3 separate regions of the Homo sapiens genome follow, and regions 1 and 3 are each linked to region 2. The links are chromatin loops, found by intact Hi-C in ENCODE. Cell type or tissue: Caco-2. All regions are shown on one strand.

What was found. Peaks named below come from ENCODE experiments on the same cell type or tissue, not always from the same donor. Only the 100,000 strongest peaks of a DNase experiment are listed, where the experiment ranks them.
Region 1: it touches region 2 in a loop (3-fold over the local background); 4 of 110 quality-filtered maps call a loop at or near these places.
Region 3: a loop joins it to region 2, with 3 times the contacts of the local background. A loop is called at or near these places in 3 of 110 quality-filtered maps.

What each region holds. Positions count from the first base shown.
Region 1 is chr10:52,965,013-52,967,512 of GRCh38, reverse strand. LOC105378308 (a long non-coding RNA gene) reads left to right here and starts at 2,213. Exons shown (of 4, transcript XR_945968.3): 1 at 2,213-2,500. RefSeq lists enhancers at 894-1,418, 1,171-1,520, 2,469-2,500. In Caco-2, no CTCF peak of the experiment used is centred here; DNase peaks (open chromatin) are centred at 1,262 and 1,910.
Region 2 is chr10:53,028,681-53,031,180 of GRCh38, reverse strand. LINC02672 (long intergenic non-protein coding RNA 2672) reads left to right here and starts at 1,071. Exons shown (of 5, transcript NR_186378.1): 1 at 1,071-1,270. RefSeq lists an enhancer at 975-1,474. In Caco-2, no CTCF peak of the experiment used is centred here; DNase peaks (open chromatin) are centred at 990 and 1,540; H3K4me3 peaks cover 2,022 bases.
Region 3 is chr10:53,141,499-53,143,998 of GRCh38, reverse strand. No RefSeq gene overlaps it. Among named protein-coding and RNA genes, the nearest start is that of LINC02672, 110 kb to the right of the region's middle. In Caco-2, no CTCF peak of the experiment used is centred here; no DNase peak of the experiment used is centred here.

The DNA of each region.
Region 1 (2,500 bases), 64 kb after region 2:
CCTTTCTATTGATTCCAGGTCTTTAGGTAATAACTTAACTCTCAACCCATTGCAGGTCAGGAAATCTTTGAATCTACCTATGACCTGTAAGCACCTCAGAACCTGTGCTTCGAGTTGTCCCACCTTTCTGGGCTGAACCAATATATACCTCACATGTATTGATTGGTGAATTACATCTCTCTAAAATGTATAAAACCAAGCTGTAACCCAACCATTTTGGGCACATGGTGTCAGGAGCTCTTGAGACTGTGCCTTGGCCCGTGGTCACTCACATTTATCTCAGAATAAACCTCTTTAAATATTTTACAAAGTTTGGCTTTTTTCATCAACATTTCTCACACAGACTTACACCCACTTTAAGACTTGCCTGTGGTTTCCTCTCATCAGTTTCATCAGGAAATCAATCACCTGCCTCTGCTTTTCTCCCTCTCTCTGCCCTATTTCAGCTTTCTCTCTCAGTCCATCTCTAGCATCTTTTGGTTCATTTTATGACTTTAATTGTGGCTTCTTAGTGTTAGATCTAGTACTACATCTGCAGATAGGTAAGAGGGAGCTATATATTTTGAAGTGACAGCTAAAAGGAAAGCCAGCATCTTTCACCACCACATCTCTTCAAAATCTTAGAAAATTTCCATAATTTCCAATTAAGCCTGCTTTCCTCAAGCTCTTGCACTTATGAAAATTAAATTATTTAACTTTATAGTATTGTTCTATTCTACTTCAACATGTTAAATATTTTATTTCAAATGAGTATGCTATTGCAGCTATATTATATAGTAAACAATCATATTTAGACTAGTGAACACCCATAATCATTGATGAGATTTCATTTGCATATATTCAGATTCTTTCTGATAAAACAAATTTTAGCAAGTTAGTGGTAGGGACCAAGGAAAAATATCCATGTCCCCCTCTGCAGTTTTGCTGACAACCAGTTGACAAAAGGCAAATTAATAGGGGAAAAGGCATACAAAATTTATTTTAATGTGCATTGCATGGGGAGAATCACAGGGTAAGATAATGATTACCCAATAAGCAAATGGAGTATAAAAGCTTATATACCCTTCCTCATAGGGGATGGAAGATGGGGAATGTAGACAACTCTTTGAGGAGCAGTGAATGATTATTAGGGACAATGAGTAGGCCCAGGGTACAGAAATTAACTTGTAAATGATTCTCTTTGAAATTCGAATGAGCCTGAGAGGCAGGCACTATCTTGTAACAGGTCCATCCAGGTGTGGTTGTATTCCTCAGTTGTCTGAGATAGATAATGAGATTTCAGGGAGGACAAGGAAGGCAATTGTGTTTGTTCTGGGGGATTTCCAGGTAGAAAAGGGAACTGAAGAGAACAGCCTCATTCTGTGCTTTGAAAGAGACAAAGGGTTAAGAGAAGGGGAAGTAATCCGAGAGACCTGAAGTTGCCAGTTTCGTTCAGCCATATTGATGGCAGCAGCAGCCTATCTGGAGGAGCTGCTGTGAAGAGGCTGGCTGCAGCCAGTGAGCTGCGGCTGGGTCGTGTGCTCTGGGTCCAGAGGGAGCCAGGAAGAGGCAGGAGCCCTGCCCCCTTACCGAGTTGACAGGGCAGGAGCCCCATGCTCCCACGCCAGCCACAACCACCCAGCCATGTCTCCAGACCTCAGCATCCCTGTTTTCTCCGGGGCCCAGGAAGCCCCCCAGCCCCTGCAAGCTCAAAAGTGCCTGCTCCCACTCCCCGGCCTCTCCCTGCTCCCAGTGTCCACTTTGATTTTGGAGCAAAGTTGTGGTCAAGTCCGGGCACTGTTGCAAGCTTGCTGAGTGTGTGCATGCTCAGGGCAGTGCTGACACAGCAGCCCCCCTTGCCACCTGGGCCCCCACAGGACTTTGGTCACTGACTAGTGCAGAAGGGAGGCCTGGGGGCACTAAGGGCAGCTCTGCATGGGGCTGCAGGTGTCCCTTGGTGCAAACAGCCTGGGTGCCATGAATGGCATGTTTATAGCTGGAGGCAGACAGGTTCCTGGGTGGAAAGGGGCGGGTCCCTGGTGAAACCCCACTTTCAAGCCAGGGCCAGCCTGAAGCCTGTGGGCTGGACTGCTAGTTCTGGGTGAAATCTGTGACCTGGACTGAGAAATTATGGTGCTTTTTCTGGGCCCACCCATGGCTACCCATGGACCAATCAGCACACACTTTCTCCCTTCTGAGCCCATAAAAAGAACAGACTGAGTCAGACTCAGACAGATGTGAGGACCACCAGATGCGGGAAAGAACTACCCACTTCAGGTCTCTTTGACTCACCAGGACTACCAGCAGCAGGAGGGAGCTACCCATGTCGGGTCTCCTTGACTCATCAGGACAACCTGCCTATGGAAAGGAGCTATCCACTGTCAGTCTCCTCTGCTGAGAGCTGGACACTCGGGATGACATGCCTGCGGTACCCACTTTGGGTCTCCTGAGAGCTGTCGCTCAATGAAGCTTCTCTCCACCTTACTCACTCTCCAGTTGTCTGTGTACGTCATTCTTCCTG
Region 2 (2,500 bases):
CGCCCAACACCACGCCAGGCTAATTTTTGTATTTTTATTAGAGACAGGATTTCACCAGATTGCTCAGGCTGGCCTTGAACTCCTGACCTCAGGTGATCCATCCACCTTGGTGTCCGAAAGTGCTGGGGTTATAGACGTGAGCCACCGTGCCTAACCAGAAATTACTTTTAAAATTTGCATCCATCAAGGCTCCTACATTGTGTTGTAAAGTTCTACAGTTTGAAAATATATAGGGTTGTTTATACACCATTATATTATCATACAGATTAGCTTTACCACTCTAGAAAAAAAATCTCCTATGCTTCACCTATTCAGTCCACTGCCCCTCTCCTAGAACTCCTAGAAAAATACTAATCTTTTTACTATTTCTATAGTTTTGCCATTTCCAAAATGTCATAGTTTAATAGTAAAGTATGTAGCTTCTTCAGTCTGGCTTCAATATGCATTTATAATTTATTCACGTCTTTTTGTGGCCTATTTCCTCTTTTTATTGTTGAATCATAATCAACAGTATGGATGTGAGAGGAGGGGCCAGCTGGGCTTCCTGGGTTGAGTAAGGGCTCAGAAAGCTGTGAAACTCACTCATTTCCTGCATCAGGACTTACTTCAGTCCTGGATGAATAATACTGAAGATATATGCTTAAAATATTCCTAACACCAGGATTTGTGCATGTGTTTTCTTCCCCAAGAAAGCTATAAACAGTGAAAAATTTGCTGTAAGTTTCCCTGTGTCCTCTCTCCCTCTCTCCCTTCCCCCGCCCCTGAAACTAAAGTAAAAGGAATGTTAACTGCCTGTTTTTCTGTGACCAGTGGACCTTATCTATACTCCCAATTCCAATTCCTTGTAAACATACTTTGTAAACTCCTGTGAGATCCTGTCTCCTTTGCCATGCTGCTGTAAGGTCCTAAAGTAGATAAAACCTAAGTTGCAATTCCGGTTTTCCTCAAAATCTAAGACATGTCACAAAATAATTTACTGCCTTTGTTGATCTCGCTCCTGTAACAAGCTTCCTGCCTCACGTATCTCCCGCCTTAAAGAGTTTAAAAGGCAATCACCCAAAACCAACCGTGGCTACCCATTCAAGACTGTTTCCACACTGTGGAAGCTTTGTACTTTCACTCTGCTCAATAAAGCCTGCAGCTTTTTCTCACTCTCAGTCCATGTCTCTTTCACTCACTGTGGTCAGCTTCCACACCATTTCTTTGGTGTGGCTTGGCAAGAACCTCAGGTGTTACATCTTGGCGAGCCAGACAGGAGACTCCAGAAAAGGTATCTAGATCATCATGCAGTGAGTACAATTGGACCTCTTTCACTTGCTATTCTGTCCTGTCCTTCCTTAGAATTAGGAGGCTAAATACTGGGCACCTGTCTGCGACTTAAAGGTGAATAGCACAGCGACCAGACTAAAGACACAGGTGTCAAGGCTGTCTTGGAAAGGGTTCTCTGACAACCCCCGACCCTTTGGGGTCAGGAGCATTGGTTTGTCCGAAACCAGTTCTAACTCTTTTGCTTTTCATGGTGGTCCCGAAGTACACCTGGGAGTGATCAGCAGACGTCTTGGTCTCCCAGATATCTTGGTTGAGACCATGGCCCCGCCAGAGGCTCCCACTGCATGGATTACTGGGCGTGAGACAGCCACATCTGACTCCCGCTTCCTGGGCCCTATTGTCTGCCAGTTAAACTTCTTTCCTCACCTTGAAAGCAAAATTATTCCCTCTAGGCAGGATCAAGATTTCCTGTTTAGAAGTCTTAAATTCTTGGGGTGGTGCCCAGAAGATCCCTGTTCATGGTGCCCTCCAGGGTTTAGACAGGTGTCACCATTTGATGACTATTTTGAAGGGCCAGTTCCCCACCATAGTGTATGGTCCCCCACATCAGGACAATTTAAAGACAGGTCTGTAATTTTCATGTGGATAGTAGAAGCCTTAGGGCATTTTTTCCATTGCTCCCCAAATAAACTTTCCCGTTCCTTGGGGCCTCTCGAGTACAATCTGTGGTGCATAGGCACGGGTCTTAGAGCCATTGAATTGCTGTTTCAACCATTCAATAATTGGTATTGGATGGAAGAAAATATAGTCAGTTGGGACACAGGATACTAGTACCACCTTAAGAGAGGGGCTTACTCCTTTGATGGCAAGTGGAGACAGAGGGCTAAAGTACAGCAGCTGTTCTCTTGGTCCTGGCCTAGAGGACATCCACCACCACCTTTAAGCTAATTAAGCCTCCTGTCACTAATTCAGAGATTCCCATGGCCAGGCTCTCATAAATTGGGCCTTAGTATGCAAACATCAGTGGCACCCCAGACCCAGGACTTGCCACTCTGGAACAGGTAGGACACATTGGCAGAAGGACCACAATAAATCAAACAGTCCTTGTGCCCCATTTAGTGGTCAGTGGGTGCACGGCAGGGGCAAGGGAAGTTTCCATCCCACCGGTAAGCATGGTTAAATCCGGTAGATGGAGAGCTCAGGAAAAGTGGCCATGAGCTTTGAGCATAAA
Region 3 (2,500 bases), 110 kb before region 2:
GAAAGAAAATTTATTTTAAATTGCCAACTTTACAAATGCATGAACCTCTTAGGCAAGAAATGTTATTGTATTAGTAACATTGTTAGTACTTTTACCATTTCCTGATATATTATCCTAATTTTCAGGCTTCTTGTAAAGCATAAAATGAAGCGACTTTGGGGCAAAAGAAAGCAGAGCAAAATTTCCCTTACGGCGTTAAAGTTATTGCAAATAAGTTGTGTGGCTCATTTTTTATAATTGTTTAATTAAATTACTTTTGGATCTCATTTTTCCATAGACAGGAATATGAAAGGCCAAAATATGCCCTAGCTTATATCAGGAATCACCCTGATTATAGATATCCATCCCTACCTACCCTGTTATTAGTAGCTAATAGCTTTTTGTGTTGCAAAGCAAGTATATTAACTATTGACCAACTGGTAATTTTTGGATGAAAAGAACCCTATGCAATTATTGAATAGTATTATAATATTTTGCACCCACTCATCAAATTTGTGTTCTAGTGTCAAGTGATAAAATTTGGAGAAGAGATCTCATTGGGTATATCTAAATCAAAGGAGCTAGGGATTGAGCCTAGGTAGTGAGCCTTCCTTGTACTGTCTGTAAAATTGAAAGAGCATTTGAATCTGTTCTCGGGCTCTACTTCTGTGTGAGTTTGCTTTCAAAATTTAGCTCCTACAAAAGGTACCATAGTGCTGTTCATGTAGAAATCGTAATCTTCATTTCTATGTATGTGATGTTAAAGAGTTATAAACTCCATTGTTAGCAAAAGAATATGAGTACAAAACCAATAGTGGGTTTGGTTGCATGTTTTAGCAAAATCATGAGCAAACTGAAATCAGGTGTGCAATTTAAACCACGGTATGACTGAGGGTTCACAAAGCAAATTAAGGATAGGATCTTTATAGCTATCATAGTTAAAAAATAACAGGTGTCTATTAACATGCTAAAACCATAAGTCAACACAGAAGAAAGATAAATTTACAAATCTAGAAGATAAGCCTTACAAATCATTGTGTTTGGTCATCTGGATCTTGTTTTGTCAGTATTGGGTGGATGCTATCTACCCCATGCCATTGTCCACTTGATTTTAAGATCTCAACTGAATGATTGCCTGATACTTGAGTATTCCTAAGAATCCTTCACTTGAAGTTTCTGGCTGCAAAACTTTTCCAGAGATATGAGAGTTGCATGTATCCTTAATTAAGACCCCCCTTGGAGTTTTACTGCTATGCCAATTGTTAACAGTATCCAATAAAGTTTTTTCCTCTGGAGTTTTAGGGTCATCATTAAATGATTTCCAGACATAAGGAAATGACATTAATCTCTACCATTAGACTAGCTGCCTTGTTTGAGACATTTGCAGTATTTGACTATGGCTGCTTGTAAAATGTTATAGTTCAAAATTTGAGATAACATTCCTAAGCACAGGGGCTCATTTGTCATTAACTCATAATGGGGAAGATGATAAACCGCAGAAGGAATTGATCACTTTTTCTTTAAAGCCAGTGATAAGACTCAGGCAATGAAAATTCAGGTGGCCCAGGTAAAATATGTGTTGAACGAGTTGTTTTGTCTTACTCTACAATTTATTTTCTCTTATGAGCTTTTCTTTCTAATTGCACAGCTTCTGCTATCTAGTGTAGAGAAGCTTTTTCCAAAGTTTCTCAGAACTAGTTAATAGGAGGAGCAGGTTGCATAAACAAACATATTAAGTAACTACTACATTAAAGATGAAAAAGTTAATTTTCTCTGGGATATTTTGTAAATTAAAATATTCCAAATTTCATGGAGATTATTAATTAGGGAAGAGTAAAAGTGTTTCTGAAATGTATTTGACCATAAAGTATTATATTTCATGAAGAATCCTAGGGGATATATAGATCATGAAAAAGAGAGGAAAATAGTTCTATGGTTTCATCTGCTATAACCCATCCTCAACTTACCCATCATTCAAGACTGGCTTAAGACATCTACAAAGTTCTTGTGAGATTATTTTGGTCGACATCGACTTCTCTCTGAAATCATTTGCCAATATCACTTGGTTTGTTCATTTTCTTGTAATGAAGAATTAATTCAAAAGAATAAGCCTTTTTCCACTGATTGTAAATTCCTTGATTATGTTGTATGGTTTAAGATTGTACTCACTAATCTGGATGCATATGGCATAGCATTCCATCTCTGTTCACAGACTGTCTTCTAGAGCAGAAGTCTCCAACCTTTTTGGCATGAAGGACTGGTTTTGTGGAAGACAATTTTTCCACGAACAACTACATTGGGGAGATGGTTTTAGGATGAAACTGTTCTACCTCAGATCATAAGGAACGTGCAACCTAGATCACTCACATACACAGCTGACAACAGGGTTTACACTCCTATGAGAATCTAATGCCACCACTGATCTGACAGGAGGCAGAACTCAGGTGGTAATGCTCACCCACTGCTTACCTCCTCCTGTGTGGTCTTGTTCCTAATGCTACCGCTCTGTGGCCTGAGGGTT